2 separate regions of the Homo sapiens genome follow, and region 1 is linked to region 2. Evidence: chromatin loops called from intact Hi-C (ENCODE). Cell type or tissue: Caco-2. All regions are shown on one strand. Links, peaks and the distances in the headings refer to the core of each region. The heading gives the core; the rest is flanking DNA.

Region 1 (8,899 bases), core at 561-8,560, 66 kb after region 2:
TCACTGCCCTCGTTTATCCCCCAAGGGGGAATAAGCTTGTAAGAATCAGAAGCATCTAAACAAGCAAAGGAAGACACCATAGAATGAAGAGGTGACAGACAATCAGGGGAGAGAGAGAAGAGGAAACCATTTGCAATGGTTTATAACTGCTTTCTCATAAATGTTTCAGTAATTGCAAAGTCTCTCTGATTAATGTTTATAGTTCCCACTCATTTCAGGCTGGCATATGACCCCTGATCCTTTGTTAGTATTTTGTATATGAGGACAGTGACACTGGGCATAGGCATTTCTAGTAATTTTGCCACCCAAAAATAATGTCAACCTTTTCTGTAACTGCAGTTGCAACAGATCAACCAGTTGCTGTGCACAATTGGCAAAAGCATGGGGTTTGAATTTTAGGACTCGTTTACAACCTGCATCAAGGAAGGGATAGCTGAGCTATAAACAAAGAAGGAAATGTGAGTTATAAAAGACGTAACCACAGAGATGTTTCATAGGTCACTTTCACAGTTGACTCAATATTGCTCAGTGTGGAATTAAACTCCTCAATGCCAACTTGGCAGCAAGTGCACTTTTTAATCTCTATATACAATTATAGTGTTGACAAGTCAAGGGGTCGAGGGGGAGACATGCCACACAGATTTGTCTTCAAGAAGAGACTTGTTGCCCAGCTGTGGAGAGCATAGTCAGCTGACAGCTGGAAACGGTCACCTCCCTCAGGGTAGACCGCAGCTGCAAAAAGCCTGCTAGTCCAAAACTTGGGACATCTCTAACAAGGAATATTTGCTTCAGATGTCCTCCACCTCCACTCTGGCATAGGGTGGCTGAGGCTATTTGGACCTATAGCAAACTTTGGCCTCTCTCACTCTGCCCAAGTGTGCTTCCTTCTAACCTTCATGAGTGTCGATACCTAACAAACATCTTGCTCCCCAAATTTAGTCTCACCATCTACTTCTGGAGATCTTGATGTGTAACATAATTTCTCACTAGCATACTGCTTTTAAATTTTTCCCCCAGAATTCAAGGAGCCCCCAAGGCTCCAAGGCTTGAAATCATTACACTGATGTTTGGAAGTAGAAGTTGCATAGATTCCTCCACTGTTTTGCTATTTGCTATTTGATATCCAGTGTTACTTTTGTGAGAACAGAATGAGTCTATACAGAATTAAATGAAGGCTGAGAAATTCATTTGTCAACTTATCGGGACTTGCATTAGGATATGAAGCTGGAAATAGAAGTACTGTAAGAACGATATAACCCCTGACTTCAAGAGGATCACAGTCTAAGAGAGAGTAAGAGACTAAACGAACCAAATATTATAGCCAAAAAAAAGTTTAAAAGGTAAAAAGAGTAAAGGATTGGAGGGGATAAGGTAGACAGAATAAAGACAGGGAGACACAGTGGAGAATAAATGGCAGAGGAGAAAGAGGAATCAACATCAGCTTACCATCATCCAAGGACATCAGATAATTCATCAGAGAAGAAATTTTTTTCTCTTGACTCAATCTTCATATTAGTTTTTGAGACTAAGTTATATTTCTAACAAAAGTCATTAAACAATTGCCTATAAAAATGGGTAAAATAGGGAAAAATGAGAAAAATGGGGGAAACAGAACTCTTCAGTCTCCTCAAAGAGTTCTGGTTGACTTTCCAACTAGCTCAGAACAGCATCATTTTCTTGTGTCACCTCAGTTGTGCTTCTTTTTTCGGCTCCCCACATTTTTTCGTAATCTTACTCAGCATGGATTCCATACTTCCACCCAAGTGCATATGTATTCCTTCTGTTCAAGAGACCCAGGCACTTGCATTTCATCTCGTTGGTCCAGGCAGATGGGAGCAGTGTGGCCAAACAAGTACAGTCAGAGACTTGGATTAAATCTAGTTGACTGCTGTGTTCCTTGTACTATATCAAAGTGAATGTCCGCCAATGTCACATAAGAATGTATACAAATTAACTGCAGACAAGAGGACATATGAGAAAAAGAATCAACAAAACTATAGTATTAAGGAATGTTTAAGTAAGTGAGTTGAATCAAAATAATTTAACTTAAAAATAAGTTAGTTGTGAAACGTAACAGCTTAAGTAGTAAATACAGATAAAGAAGACAGGAGGTTAAGGAAATTTAGGAAGTTAAACTTGGGAATAAGCAGACTGGAAAAATCTTAAGATTTATTCATGAATAAAAAATTGGAAAAATAAGACAGAATAATACCAAATCCTTTTATTGCTAAAGACTAATTTTAATGCACTTTGACGTACTGTCTCATTTTTTTTGAACACCCTATGAAAACTATAGAAACAGCAACTCTTGTCTTCCTTTTTAAAGTGAGGATACTGAGGTTTGAAGAGGATAAAAAGTTCACTTTTATAAACTGCTTCACTAGTTAGTGAAAAATCTGGAATCTATGCCCTGCTCTCTTGATTCTGAGTCTAAGACCTCTTCTCATTAGACCTTGATGAATGTCTTCTACGATTGAGGAGGATGAACACCGAGCTGCCAGAACCCCCATTCTTTATACAACCCAAGGAATACTTGAAAGAAAATAAAGAACTTTGTCCTTAGAAACAAGCCATCTGTTACAGAGAGGAGCAAAACAGCCAGGCATTCATGAGCCGCACATCAGTTCTGCCAGGATCTGGCTGGGCAGCCTCTGTTGCAAGGTGTTTAATCTCTGATTCCTGTAAATCAGGAACAATATCAACTGGTTGATGGAGAGTTTGGAGAAGTCCAGGGCAAAGTGAATGCAACAACAAACACCAACTTAACTTCAGCCAAGACCAGCTCTGCAAATTCTTTCTAGGGCAGGTCAGATTGATTAGGTTTACCTCTAGCCTAATGCCTATATTACCAATAGGAGCATCCGTGCCATTCAACCTATAATGCTTAGACATTGTGAAGAAAAATTGACAAGGATGACAATTTTTATCTGAAAAGAAACATACATTAAAATCTGGGCTTGTTTTTGTTTTCACTTGCTTAACATTTTTGTTCATCGTTTATAGCACATCGTCAGCAATGAGGAATGATGGTAATGAATCTCTTTTTTTCCTTGCTCTTGCTTTTTAACCCTTTTTAGTCTCATCTATCTATTTCTGTTTTTAATTGTGGAAGGGAAAGTTACAAAAATGCTGCTTTAAAATTATTAGAAAGGAGACATGACAGATCATTTTTTAATGTTTTGCATTTTCTCAAAGTATTAGCAGAACTCAAAAATGGTTGTTTTGTGATAAATAGCCATCATCTACTTTGGTAAAGTGGCATGCAAAATTGCTCCTGTGAATGCCAGACATAGTCCTGACTCAGGGACTTTGCAATTGCTATTCCTTCTGCCTGAGCACCTTTCCCATAGATATTTATCTTTCTGGCTTTCTCACCTCCTTCAAGTCTTTACTCAAATGACATATCTTAGTCAAGTCTTCCCTAATTACCCCGTTTTACATTGCAATCTGCCCTAGCATGCCCTACTCTCTTTTTCGACTTTATTTTTCCCATAAAATCATTGAATTTTAAGATCCTGTATAATTTACTTATAAGCTGGAGGCGGGAGACCTGAGTGATTGAAAGGTGGACTCTAGAGCCAACCTGCTTGGGATCAAGTTCTAGTTCTGCCTCTTATTACTTCTCAAATCTTGGGCAAATTACAAAATATTGTCTATAAAATCGGAATGATAGTAGTAACTATGTCATCAGGTGATTATGGGGATTAAATCAATGCCTGGCACATAAAAAAAGAAGTACTATATGTGTTAGTAATTATACAATTATTTCTGGCCATTGGAACATATATTCTGTGCAGGTGGTAGATTTTGTCTTTTTTGTTCACTAGTATATACACAGCGACTTAATCAGTTCCTGGCACACATCAAGTGCTCTAAAAATATTTATTGAACAAGTGAATAAAGGAAGGACAAATATGTGAAAAAGCAGGCAGTCCTTTTTGTGTGCAGGAACCAGTGTCTGTAGTTAAACCATGTTTGGCGGCACACAAAGACATTAAGCTTGGTTAGTTTTAGTTTCTCACCTACCTGCAAATTTTTACTTTAGAAGCCCCTCAGTGTGCACAAGGTAGCGAATTAACATATTAAACTTTCCCTCTTCACCTAGATGTTCTGATATCCAGGTTTGTAAGAAAAAGAGAGAGTGAAAAAAAGTTGTATGGGTGAACATTTCAAAATCTGTAGGGTGAAAACTCCTGTTTTATGTTTGGGTATCTGGGATAATTCTTCAGTAGTGGGAGCACAGTTCTACTGGAGAAGGGGAGAATATAAAGATTGCATGAGGAGGACAAGAAAGTCCAGGAGAAGGGCCAGGATTCTAGCAAAGCATTCACGGCAGAAGTTAATCAAGAGAAATAAGACCGGTAGCCAGTGGGTGTACCTGGTGTGGCAAGATAATATTTTGATATATTAACAGATGTGTTTCTCCTTCCCAGATTTCTTCCTCTGCGATATCACAAAACAAAATGCCAAAGACAAAAGGAGTCAAAGCTCAGCTTTTGAGTGGCAAAATAAACTTTTGAAAATTGTGACAGAGACAGTGGTATAAGAAAAAAAGTTATGAGTTTCGAAATTCTTGGTTTTGAGTTTCAAAATCTACAGCTCCAGGGGACACAGGGCATAAAGTTTATGCATGAAGCAATAGGTCGGAAAGAAAACAAAGCTGGCAAGAGCTGGTTTTCCCCACTTCACCTCCACCCTACAGCAAGGTTAGATTCCTCTAGGCTGGATGAGAACGTTAAGCCAGAGGAAAGCAAGGTTTTAAGCACATGAAATGTTCTGAAAGGGGTCATATGCTCGTGCGCCTCTCTCCAACTGAGACCAGGCACTGGGACTTTAGAATCCAAGATCAGTCTGGGAGGTCTAATGGTGGCGCTGATCTGTGCCTTGCTTCCTAATTGAATGTTGAAGAGGCAGCCAGCCTTGGCTTTCTCCTCTGGGTCACATAGAGGAGTTGAGGTGACTAGAAAGTCTCTTAGTCAACAGGAAGTAAGCTTATGAAGTTCCTCTGCCCTAGACATGGTATAAGGATGCTCAGAACTTTCACCACGGACCTGAGAAGCAGTGTAGCTATAGCCCAGAGAGCAGGGGCTTACAAGTCTTTTCAGTGTGAATAGAAAAGTGTAATGACCATGTCTTTTATTTTCTATGTTTTGATCCTTTGACACCTAGGCCCTTGCTGACCCTGAAGGAACTATCCCAACTAGGGCTGGCCAATTCCTAAAGATAGTAAAAACCTTGCCAGCTCAACTAGCAGGCTTTTAAAATGCAAACCAACCAATCCAGATCCCACATTCCTAACCACCTCCTTTTAAAGGTGGTTAGGAATGTGGGCTCTGGATTGATCTCACATTCTGAGACACTATTCACCTGAACTAATTACCCCAGGGCCAGGTACTAGATAACTAGGGACAGCCCTGACACACCAGAGTCCACTGAAATCATTCAAACTGGCCAATCCTAAACCTGTTTAACCTGCCTTACCTGTTTCTTCCAACGGAAACCACAATAAAGTATCTTGCTCACAATTCCTTTCTCTCCCTCTGCCTCCTGACTAACCCTGGTGATTCCCCATGTGTCCCCTCGCACCATAGCATGATGTGCTCCTCCTCTTGGGATCTGTGAGTATAACAAATTATCTCATCAATGTCAATCATCTCCTGATCTGTTGGCCTTATCCTACCTCAATAATAAATATAATATAGGCATAATAAAACCTCTATTAAAAAGGGAGTGAATTGTAGGTCAATAAGCAGAAATCAGAAGGAATATTAAGGGCAGTGGGTAGACAAAAGCAGACAACCAGTTACTCTTTTCCACTAATGCATTGCGCTACAAGAGCCTTCCAAAACTCAGACACAATTGGGAAAGGAAGGAAACACCTTGAGTTGATGGAGAAAACACTAAAGTCAATGAGATAATCCCAAATTGATTATGGAGAAGCTGAGACAAATCTGAACTGGCTGAGAATTAGTTTTTAGTTTTTTTAGTTTTAGTTCTACATTCTCCACTCACCAGAAAGCAGAAATTATTTTAAGTTAAAGTAAATAACATTATATTTCCTGTGCCTATGAACTTGTAGACTGCAATTGGGATACGAGTATGGATGGAAGAAAGATTTGGTAAATAAGTAAAGAACATAATTCATTGCACCAGAGCAGATGTTGGCAAACTATAGGCCACAGGCCAAGTTCAACCTGTTTTTGCAAATAAAGTTTTGTTGGAACAGAGCTACAACTATTCATTTACATGTTATCGATGGTTGCTTTCCAGCTACAAAGACAAGTTGAGTAGTTACGACAGAGACCATATGTCCTGCAAAGCTTAAAATGTTTACTATCTAGCCCTTTACAAAAAACTTTTGCCCTGAACTAGAGTACACCAGAGTACAACATCAGCAAAAGCTAAATTATTATTGTGACTGTGCTCTACTGATATACAGTTGTTTAAATTTCTCCTTTTGAGATTGGCCCTAGAATCTGGGGTAAGTAGGCCAGTGGCAGAAATTAAGAGAAATATGAAAAATAGAAACATAAAATAGGCAGGACATATTACAGTTCCTCTCTGTGCTCCTCACATAATCCTTTTCATGTGTTAGGTGTCTATTTAATACTTGATGATTTGATTTTATATCTGGAAAGTGCATGCTTTGAATGATCTGTGGGCATCCCCATCTGTGAATTACAGTGGTTTCATTCCTATCTGTGAATGTAAATGAAAGTAGTTTTAGTAATTAGGTATCTTGGCCAGGCGTGGTGGCTCACGCCTGTAATCCCAACACTTTGGGAGGCTGAGGCTGGCGAATCACCTGAGATCAGGAGTTTGAGACCAGCCTGGCCAATGTGGGGAAACCCCGTCTCTACTAAAAAATATAAAAATTAGCTGGGCATGGTGGCACACGCTTGTAATCACAGCTTTTCGGGAGGCTGAGGCGGGAGAATTGCTTGAACCCTGGAGGCGGAAGTTGCAGTGAGCCGAGATCATGCCACTGCACTCCAGCCTGGGAGATAAGAGTGAAACTCTGTCTAAAAACAAAACAAAACAAAACAAAAGGTAATTAGTTATCTTATCCTCTGAGTCCAAGTTCTCCAAGGAAAAGAGCATAGGTGGTAGGTGGTACAGGTCTTAGTTTTTATTTTGTCACACTTTCTGAATGATTTTTTATAAGTCACCTTGACCAGCACTTCTCAATGGGGGACAGGGGTGGGAATATTTTATCTCTTTGCCCCAAGGGACATTTGACCATGTCCAGAGACATTTTTGGTTTTCACAACTCGGGTAGTGGTACTATAAGCAGGATCTAGGCAGGTGGTGCTAAGGTTTGGACCATAATCCTGAACACTATGATCCTGAATGCTGAAATCCTGAAAGACCAAAATTCCTAAAATCTAAAATCATGAAAATCACAATTCTGAAATGTCAAAATACTGAAAATATAATTCTAGGAAAAAATAACTTTATAAATTTTTTATAAAATTTGCATTTTAAAATGTTGGTTTTACTTACATTTATAAAAGGTGGTTTATTTGAGAAACATAAAATATGACAGAACACTTCATAGGCTGCTTTATACATAAAAGGGACAGTAATAACATGTATATTTTTGCAAGTATAAACACTCCAGCATGCTAGCAACAGTAGCATGAGTATAACAGTTATAAGCAGATGAATTTAAGAATAGCCTATATAACTGCAGTCATCTGAAAAACCATGACAGACAACCTAAGACTTTTGATGAGACTAATCAAAAACTGAGATGAGTCAGGACCACATAGGCAGATGCTCAAAGAGCCAAGATCTTGGGGCATTTTATCTTTCACGAATGCAGATGTTCAAAAAGAACGTCCCTTCATTGATTGAGGAAATTGTAAAGTTTTTACATATACACACAATACAAACACACTATATCAATGTTGTTATATTTGTCTAATCAAATTTGCAAAAGATGCATACAAGAAATTAGAACTCTTTAAAAGTCTTTACACAATGTATGCCTCCAATATTGAAAATGATGTGAAGGTAAAATACATAGTATATCGAACTGCAAAAAATAATGCTGACAATTTAAAATAGTGGGGGAAAACACTAAAAAAGAAAACAAAACACTAAAAAGAAAAATTAGCATATGAAAACTGTATATTATAGGGATGGATTATAGGCAAATTGCATAGAGGTCGCTCCTAAGAGCTGGCCAACTTTCCCCATCATTAACTGTATTTTGAAGACTTGCAACACAATAAGTAACTGCTTTCTTCCTCTTAGGGCGTGGTTCTTCTCAGAGAATACATCACATTCATTTTCTACATGGCACTGCTGTTTCTGAAATTTTTTTATAATTCAGTATGAACTGACATAAGCGTTTTCTATTACATTTTCCCATATTCTGTGCCATACTTCTACGTTGTTCTGGGCTCAAGGAAATTCATTTTACATGTGCTCATATATAGACCACAAATTTGGCAGAAACAATACTGGTGATGGAACAGCAACACTGTTGCATAAGTGACTTCTTATCCTACCATGCACATAATTATTTTCTAACCAGCCAGTAACTTCACTGGCTTCTTCAGGAAAATGCAGCTTTAATTCATTAAAAGCTCCTGGAATGTCATCAGCTGGAAGGGTTGCCAATGCTGGCAAATGACTCATTTTTAAACTGAAGTTTTCCTTATTGTCATATCATGTGGCCAATCCATTCATCTGAATTTTCTGTTAAATGCATTGGGCTGAATGAAAAAGCAAAATTTATTGGTTAACAACTTGAAATGTTCTTTTAGAAGCCTTGATCACACTTAATTTCAAGTCTGTCATTATAGTTTGGGGATTCAATCAGCTGTTAGGGATTTTAGACTTTAGGGGTTTATACTTTAGGGGTTTCGATCTTTCAGGATTTCAACATTTG
Region 2 (8,899 bases), core at 618-8,617:
TTTAACATGAATCTAGTAAGTGTTTGTATTTCCTTGTATTCTCCCTTATTGTTCTTATCTCAGAGTTGTTCCTAAACAAATTGGCTTCAAGGTAAGGAGAAACTAGCTGAGACTTGAATAAGCTGCTAAACTATGGAGAAGTTATTGAAAAGCTGCTCTGATTGGTACAATTTTGAAGTACTTGACAGACCTTATTTTCTGATCAATGGAAATTTCACCATTGCCCTGGTGTGCCCAATGTAATCAGAATGGTTCTATAGCCTTAGACATCCACCTGAAAAGAAAAAAGGAAGTTCTAGGATGGCCTGAAGATGAAGGTGGCCCATGGAAAAAAAAAAAAGTAAATACAATGGAGTTTAGGCTGTAGTCCAGGGGAACATTTTTTGTTTGATCCTTGTGTTTCATGATACAAATGATAATAATGATAATAATAACGATGATGACAATTGATATTTTTGTTAACTAAGTGCTAGACCTGGCAGCTGGCCATTTTTATATACATTATCTTAGTTCCTATGACTATTCTGTAAGATATAATTGTTAAGGGTCAGGAAATTATGCTGAAAAAAAATTCTTCTTCCAGATTCGTGCTCTATTTCTGTGTCTCTACATTGGAGAAGGAGAGAAAAGAGAAGATGTTCACAGAGGCAGAATTGCCATTTTATGCAGTATTTTTTTTTTATATATTACACTGAAAACTATAGTTCACAACTATAGGTCACCATGTTTAGGCTCAACCATAGCCAGTATTTCTTGACAGTGTATGTGCAAGTTAATACTAACTTTGCCCGAATTCGAAAAGCATTTTACTTTTATATATCAATTTTATGTGCATTTCTCGTTTGATCCTTAAACAGTCTTCTCGAGAATTTTATCCCTATTTTACAAATGAGGATGCTAATACTCAATCCAAGGTCTGTAGCCAGCCAATAGTTCTGCCAGAACTTCAACAAAAGTCTTAGAAATGTGAGTTCAATGCTGAAGACAAGTCAAGACTGAGGCAGGAAAAGTCATTTGTTAGCATTAGTTGTTTTCCAAAAAAGCTTTAGACTCACAGCAGAAATTTCAAAATTAGTTGAGTTGATGAAGCGAAGAATCTGGGGAAATGGCTTGGAGACTTATCCTAGGAGGTTGAGGATTGAAGTGGAAAGTCAGACAAAAGTGTAATGATGTTTGTATGTAAAAGGGATAAACACAGGATGACCTAACACTAAATTTCTTTTGCCAATTGTATTAATTCAACGGTTTTAGAAACAGAACACTGCCTATTATAGTAATAGCTATAGGTCTTAAAACATTCCAGGTATAATTCTAAACACAAAGTAAATATTAACTTCTTTAATCCTCTCGACAATTGTATAATGTTGTTTGCTGTGGTGGTTAGGAGCAGGACTCTGAAGCAGTATTGCTTGGGTATAAGCCCTGACTCTGCCTCTTATGAACTATGTAACCTTGGAAAAGTTACTAACCAACTCAGTTCCTTGATTTCCATATCTGTAAAATGGGAGTAATAATAGAAACAACCTCAGAGGGTTGCTTTGAGCTATAAATGTGGAAATATATGTAAAAGGGCTTAGAATAGTGTCTGACACAAGCTAAACACTATGTAAGTATTTGCTCTTATTACTTTCTTTATCCCCCTTTACAGATGAAGAAATAGAAGCATAGAGAAGTAATTGGCTCAAGGCCACACTGCTAGTAAGTACTAGAGCTGGCACTTGAACCCAGGCATACAGCTCCAGGAACCACATTCTGAACCAGAATTCTCTACAAGGTCCCATGCTATAGCAGTACCCAGGAATGTGGTTAGACTTCTAGAAGACTAAGATTCAGTTTCCTCCCTGGGACGGCTGTGATAGGCAGAATAATGGCCCTCCAAGGATACATGACTCTTAATCCCTGGAACCTGGGAATATGGCATATTACATGATGAGGGGGAATTAAGGTTGTGAGTAGAATTAAGGTTGCTGATCAGCTGACTTTATAATAAGGATATTATCTTGAGTTGCCCTGGTGTGCCCAATGTAATCAGAACGGTCCTAAAATGTGAAACAGCAAGGCAGAACTGTCAATGTCAGAAAGATATGATGTGACCGAGCCTCAACCAGTTGTTATGGGCCTCGGAGTTAAAGGAAGGGGCCACCAGCCAGTGCTCCAGAAGCTGGCAACCTTTAGAAGCTGAAAAAGGGAAGAAAATAGACTGTCTTCTATAGCCTGCAGAAAGGAACCCAGCCCTGCCAACACCATGATTTTAGCCCAGCGAGACCCATTGAAACTTCTGACCTCCAGAATCATAAGGTAAAAAAACTGTTGTTTTATGCTACTACATTTGTAGTAATTTGTTATGGCAACAATGGGAAATGAATAGAGGAGCCTATAGCATGGTTAGGGAGGAAAAAGGACAGAGACTCTACTGCATATTGAAGACCAACCCCTACCACCTCATGGTAGGGAGGATGGAAATATAACAGAGTTTAGCAAACAAATCTAAGAGGTGTATTTTAGTGTGTAGGTTTTTTTTTTTAAATTTTGTATTTTGTAGTCTAATAGGCAATTAATTGTTTCGGACTAAAACTGATCATTGCACCTCAGTTACAGTAGCACACATTGCTATCTGTAAATAATTTTCTCTTTCACTACCACATTTCATCCCTGTGGTACTAGGTCATCAGGATAGGTGGTAGTATCTGATACACTGTGGATGAGTAAGAGATGTGCAGGATTTAGAGGTTAATAGACCTAGGTTCAAGTTTTGTCTTCACTCATGGTCGCTGATGTTGGGCATGTGATAGAATCTCTCTGAGCTACAGTTTCTTCATCAGTAACATAATAATGGTGCTGCCCCTTCATGAGGATTAAAGGGGATGCCACTCTGAGGGTCCCTGCCACTCAGTAAGGTATTCTGTGAGAGTTATTTTTTTCTGTTTACATCTTACAGATGGGGAAGCTAAGGCCAAAGAAGAAAACAACTTGAGAAGTAGTTAATTAGTAGGTGGCAGAGTCAGGACTCAAGCTATGTTTTCAAAATCCTATTAGAAAGTTGCTTCCATTATGTCTTGTTATTTTCCTTAGATGACTTTTGAAAATGCATTGCTATATTCAGTAACTTGCTAAACCAATATGATTGCATTAATCAATTTATTTATTATTTATACTCTTCCTGTTTCCAACAAGAATTGGAAATGACTTGATCAAATTTAATGCCCGAAAAAGTTACCTTTGTCGGCCTCTTTAGCAGTGCTCCCAATAGGCACACTGTCCCGGGAAGGAGCAAAGCAGGACTGTTATCTGATAGAATATTCTAGATCCAAAAGGCTGCTGCTGGTTAAGCTGGCCACATAACCCAGGGGCAAATTCACAGATTCTCTGACTTCACTATCCAACATTTATGCTATTTGCTCATGGAACATATTCTGGAGAATATGCCAGCAGAAATCTGCTAAGGAGAGCTATCTACTCTCATAATTCAAGATAAGTTCCAAAGTGGGACATGAGAAGGGTCACAATTAGAAGGATATCAATTAACAGTAGATAGCAAAACTAGCTACCCATATCAAGAAATGTGTTTTGAAAAACATCTTGTGGGTCACTCTTACCTTCTGTTAAGTTTAATAATAGCTAAGCATTCACAAGAACTGAAAAACTAAGTCAATAGGTTACCAAGCTACTCCTCAGAATAAATTCAAATGGACTAGGTCCTTCTGTTGGCCAAATCAAGGAACTGGGGTTTAGAAAACAAGTTTGATTCCCATAGTATAACCATAAGCCTTTTTAGTTCAGATTGTAGCCTGAAGTGGTTTGAAGTGGATATGTAAACATATGCCTGCTGAACTATATATACTTTATATATAATTTTATATTTTATAATAAAATACACTTATTAAAAACTTTTTGTTTAGCTTTTAATAAATGTGTTTTGAATAGTAGCCACTGTGTAAGATACAAATCAGTGCCTGACCTTATGGGTCCACTGTAGATATGTGCCGCTTCCATGCATCATTATAATGAAGGCAAGAAATCATAAGTATACTAAGAGTGTTAAAGGAAAAGCATATGGGAGTTCAAGGATATAGCACATTGAGTTGGCAAAATGAGGAAAGGCATTTTGGAAGAGCTGTTTTGATGTAAGCTTTGAGAAATAAATAAGAGTTACATCTGAGGTGATAGGATAGAGGGAGAGCCAAGTATGAAAGTGTGTTGCGTGAGTAGGGCATATGCATACGAATGAATGAATAGGGTGGGGCTCTTTAAGTGGGAAGAACATGGAAGATATATTAATTTGTTTATTCAATACCAAAATATTTATGAAGTAGCTCCTGTGTGCTATGTTCATTTTGGGTGAAGAGAGATGAATAATATAGATAGGATCTCTACCTCACAGCAGGTTGTAAAAGTTGTCCATGGATACAGTGCATTAAAGGAAAAAAGTGATAGAAGATATCAGCACCATAAGAGCATGAGCAGACTCTTGGAATAAAATAAGCATTTTTTATTTATTTCGCTATATGAAGAGGCTGTATTTGTGGTTGACTGTTCAAAGTAAATGTATCTCTTGCGGATAGATTCCATTACTACAGACAGGTCTGTAGTTTGTTTAGTGTTCTTGGAAAGAAACAGATGACATTTTTCACTACCTACCCCCATCTTTTTTTCTTCTAATACAAAAGGGACATTAAAAAGCCCTCAATAATTGCTGGTATAAAGCCTTTCTTTTATGGAAACAATAAAAATATAAGGAAAACAATAAAAGTATCTACTATTCAATATTGAGTTTATTACGTGCTTTGTATATATACTTGCAACAATATACAATAACTACCACTGTTATCATGCCCATTTTACAGATAAAGAAATTAAGGTGTTGAGGGATTAGGTGACTCACCCAAGATTAGTGATTTTATAGCTATTTAGCAATAGAACTGAGACAAACTGAGGTGGAACAGCTCCAGAGTCCCTGTTCTTAACTAGCCTAGGCTACTTCTAATATCATGTTATGCTAAGAAGTTCCCTGGATGAGCTAAAAATTGAGACGATGTTAGTGCTTTGGGCTCTCTTTACCTAACATTTCTCTTGAAATTCTCTTAAGTGGTAACATTTACTTTTGGATGCATTCCAGGGGCCTCCATATATTTGTGCAAGAATGCGTCATCCGCATCTGAAGATAAGAGAAGTTGCTCTTTACACCATTGCAAGGATTCCAAATTTAGTGAGTGGTGCTTGGCCATCTAGGGCTTTGTGATTCCTTTATGGGAGTGCAGCAGGTCAAACTTCCAAAACCAAAGAGGGCCCATACAATCCAAAAGCGTACACTCAGCCCTTCCATGGCAGGCAAATCAAAATCCCCTGCTGAGTTTAACATTCTTGCTTTGTTCTCTAATCAGCAAAAATTCTTTTCCCCCCAAGTCAGTATTTGTTCATGCGTTTCCAGAGGCCTGGGAGGAAGGATATTATGCAGAGAACACACCCAAGCATATAACTGGATAGATTAAAAGATCCAGATGGACACCCAACGTACTCACATAAATACATAAAAAGCCAAACTAGAGCACTAAGTGGTGGCACTTATTGTGAAATGGTACTGAATAATGCCATTTCTTCTATTTCTAAACCAATTTAGATTTCAGGGCTCATTTGCAGCACTGGTTCCATAGCCATTGGTAACCCAAGGGACTTTCGTATACTCTTCTTCACATATATTAGTCTTTTTTCCTGCTCTTTTTAAAGGCATAAAACTTTTTAATGAACTTATTCTCACATCTTTCCAGTGTGGAGCCACCACTTCTTGAGCCCCTCATTGCAAAGCCAGGGGAAACAGAAAAGCCCCAAAGTGATTCTCATCTATTTTGAAAGCTGACCTTGGGGCATGTGTTCATATGAACACCTGGAGGCATTTGGACATTGTTACCCTTACTCACAGAAACCACCTCACAGGTCAAGACAAACATCAAAAGTAATGAAAAAAAAAAAAATAAGGCAGCAGCTCAAGTGTTTATTGACTACCAGCTGGGAGCCAGGTATCTCTGCATAAGGTAATGATGATTTGGGGACGCCTTTGATTTGTGTTCTTTTCACCAAATTAGGGTATTTGAAAATGTCACAAATAATTATTTCGTCAATGAACCAAAGATGTTAATTCAGTACCAGGTCTCATTATGAACTAAGACAAAAGATTTGGAGATTTATCCTGAACCTTCAGACACCGGATCTCCATGCTTGCACAGGGTCTTGTCTGGGACAGTTACTCTAATACATGACCCAGAAGCAATAAGGATATTTTATATAGGAATGTATTCGTAAATATTTTTATACTTTAAAGTATTTTTTTCAGAGTTATTTTGGCAGGAAATCACTATATGCTAAAGTATTCCACATTATGGAAGGTAGAATGGGGACACTGGGAACACCATTGTTTCCATCATCGAGTGGAAAAATGAGAATTCTCAACACTCCAAGATGAATAGGAATGTAATGCTATAGCTGGAATGTTTTTTTAAAGTGGCTGACATGATTAGAGTATGGAAACTAATACATTAAGGAAACTCCAGTAGTCCAATTTGTAGACACAGATGCCTTGATATCCCCATAGAGTGTCTTGCATTGTAGGCACTGAATATAGGCTTTTGGAATGATGATTGAATTAAAGTCAAACAACAAAACAAAGACTGACAAAAATCCACACATTTCCAAGCACACTGGGAACCATTTGGATGTGCAAATAGGCTATAATATGAGCAGGTATCAGTTCTCACGTAGCAGAGAGGAGAGAATCAGACTTGACCAGGAAGTCTGGCAATCCGACTTGACCGGGAAGCACATTACATTCGGTAATGTGCCAAGGTGACGTAGCTTTGTTACCCGAGATGAGACCTTTAGCTATGCTAGTGTCCTCATCTGTAAATGGGTGTCACTTCTTTCAAGCAACAATGGCTTAAAGAGTTGTTGAGGTTTTGAAATTATGTGTGTCATAATTTGTTATTTTTTTGGGGTCCTAAACAAATATAATGGATGTGTTGATGGTTAAACAAGTGTTTATTTAAAAGTATTCCTGTGGAACGCTATTCTTTTGAGACAAGATTTAAAAATTAAGGCTATGGGAGGAATGGGGAGGAGCTATACTAGGAGTCAGCGTCTCCAAATCTCCAATTTTTATCTAGAAGAGATTTGTTTCATATATTTTATATATGCTGCACTTTCACATAGATTTCAGCTAAAAAAACAGTTCTACTGATTAAAAAATTTTGAAGACCACTGAATTAATCCTTCTTATTTGGGTTTGGAACCATGAAAATAAGAAACAACCCAAATGTCCATGAAGAAAAGAAAGGATATGCAATGTATAGTATAATCATATAATAGAATACTACTGAGCATTGAAAAGGAATGAACTACTCATACATGCCGCAATATAGATTCAAAACATTATGTTGAGCTAAAAATAAAAGTCACAAAATAGTACACACAATTTCATTTATATAATGCTAATTATACATTTAGGCATCTCGCTCTAAAGTGCTATTGACCTAAAAGAAGTACAAGAGAACTTTTCTGGAATGATAGAAATGTTATATATCTTGATCTGGCAATTGATTATTAAGATATTTCAAAATGTTCTTGAGCTCTACACTTAATATTTGTGCAATTCACTCTATATAATTACTACCATGATTTGAAAAAGTAGGCTCAACTTATTGGTTTTCTGGTCATCGTATAGAAAATTAATGGAATCAGTTAAGTTCCAGAGAGATACAGAGGGAAACAGTAAAAATGTATCCATCTCTCTCTATGATGAAGTCTATCTCCCCACTTCTAACTCCCTAAACACATACACATAGACACACACAAAATGTACACATCCATACCCACACTTCTTCATTAAGCCTATTTGCTTTCTTGTCCCCTTCCTCTTCTCCGTTTTTGTTCTTTCCAGACTACTAGATTGCTGGATGTTATAAAACTCATTGAATAACACCAATACTTATTTTCAAAGTGATTTTGTGTTTTCCTATCCCATAAGAATCTCTGGTGGATAGAAAGATGCATCAGCATGCAAAAAATTCTAGTCCCCAAAACATATTTTCCTAGAAAATTATTTTACTTATAACTTTGATATAGAAATCTATTTATAAACACTCAGAAATGCTTATATATAAAATAATAGTTAACATGTATGGAGCATTTACTATGGGCCAAGTACTAGTCTAAGTAATTTGTATTGATTAACTACTTATTTTTTCCAAGAAAGTGTTAAGGCAAATGTAGATGAGAAACTGAGCCACAAAGAGATTAAGGAGAAACTGAGCCACAAAGAGATTAAGTAACTCACCGAAGGCAGTAGGTGGGGAGCTTCAGTATGAACCCAGGCAGCCTGGCCCCCCACTCAACCACCATGTGTGCAGACAACTATCTCTAAGCAAACAGTGTATTCACTTGCAGCTCTAAGTGCCCTCTGAGAACCTTAGCTTGCAACTGGATATTCTTACTATTGTGTCCTTTCTGGTGACTTTTTTTCAAAAACTTTTCAAACCTATAGTCTCAACTGAATTGGTGTTCTCAGGTGATACTATCATATAAGAGACCAGTAAATTTTCCTGAAAGGCAATGCAGTGATCAACAACAAAATAGAAGGCATTCGTGTGCCTGGACAGGCTGAGAGACATAACACCAGCGTTAGTTTAACCTTCTGAGCAAAGCAAAGGAACCATGACTCCTTAACCAGCTTTGTAGTGCTGAGCCCAGTGTGAGGCACAGAAGGTCAGCTGTTTGATCAATGTGTGTTATGTAGAGATCTAAATCACAGCAACTGTCTTTATGCCTTGTATGAGATTCCTAGGGTTGTTGTAACAAAGTACTGTGCTACAAACTGGGTGACTCAAAACAATAGTAAGCTATTGTTTTACTG

Evidence for each region. A loop is a pair of places that touch in the nucleus more often than their neighbours do. Peaks named below come from ENCODE experiments on the same cell type or tissue, not always from the same donor. Only the 100,000 strongest peaks of a DNase experiment are listed, where the experiment ranks them.
Region 1: it touches region 2 in a loop (3-fold over the local background); 3 of 110 quality-filtered maps call a loop at or near these places.

Annotation. Positions count from the first base shown.
Region 1 is chr9:7,962,643-7,971,541 of GRCh38, forward strand. No RefSeq gene overlaps it. Among named protein-coding and RNA genes, the nearest start is that of DMAC1, 170 kb to the left of the region's middle. In Caco-2, for the core only: no CTCF peak of the experiment used is centred there; a DNase peak (open chromatin) is centred at 5,409.
Region 2 is chr9:7,896,622-7,905,520 of GRCh38, forward strand. No RefSeq gene overlaps it. Among named protein-coding and RNA genes, the nearest start is that of DMAC1, 100 kb to the left of the region's middle. In Caco-2, for the core only: no CTCF peak of the experiment used is centred there; a DNase peak (open chromatin) is centred at 5,250.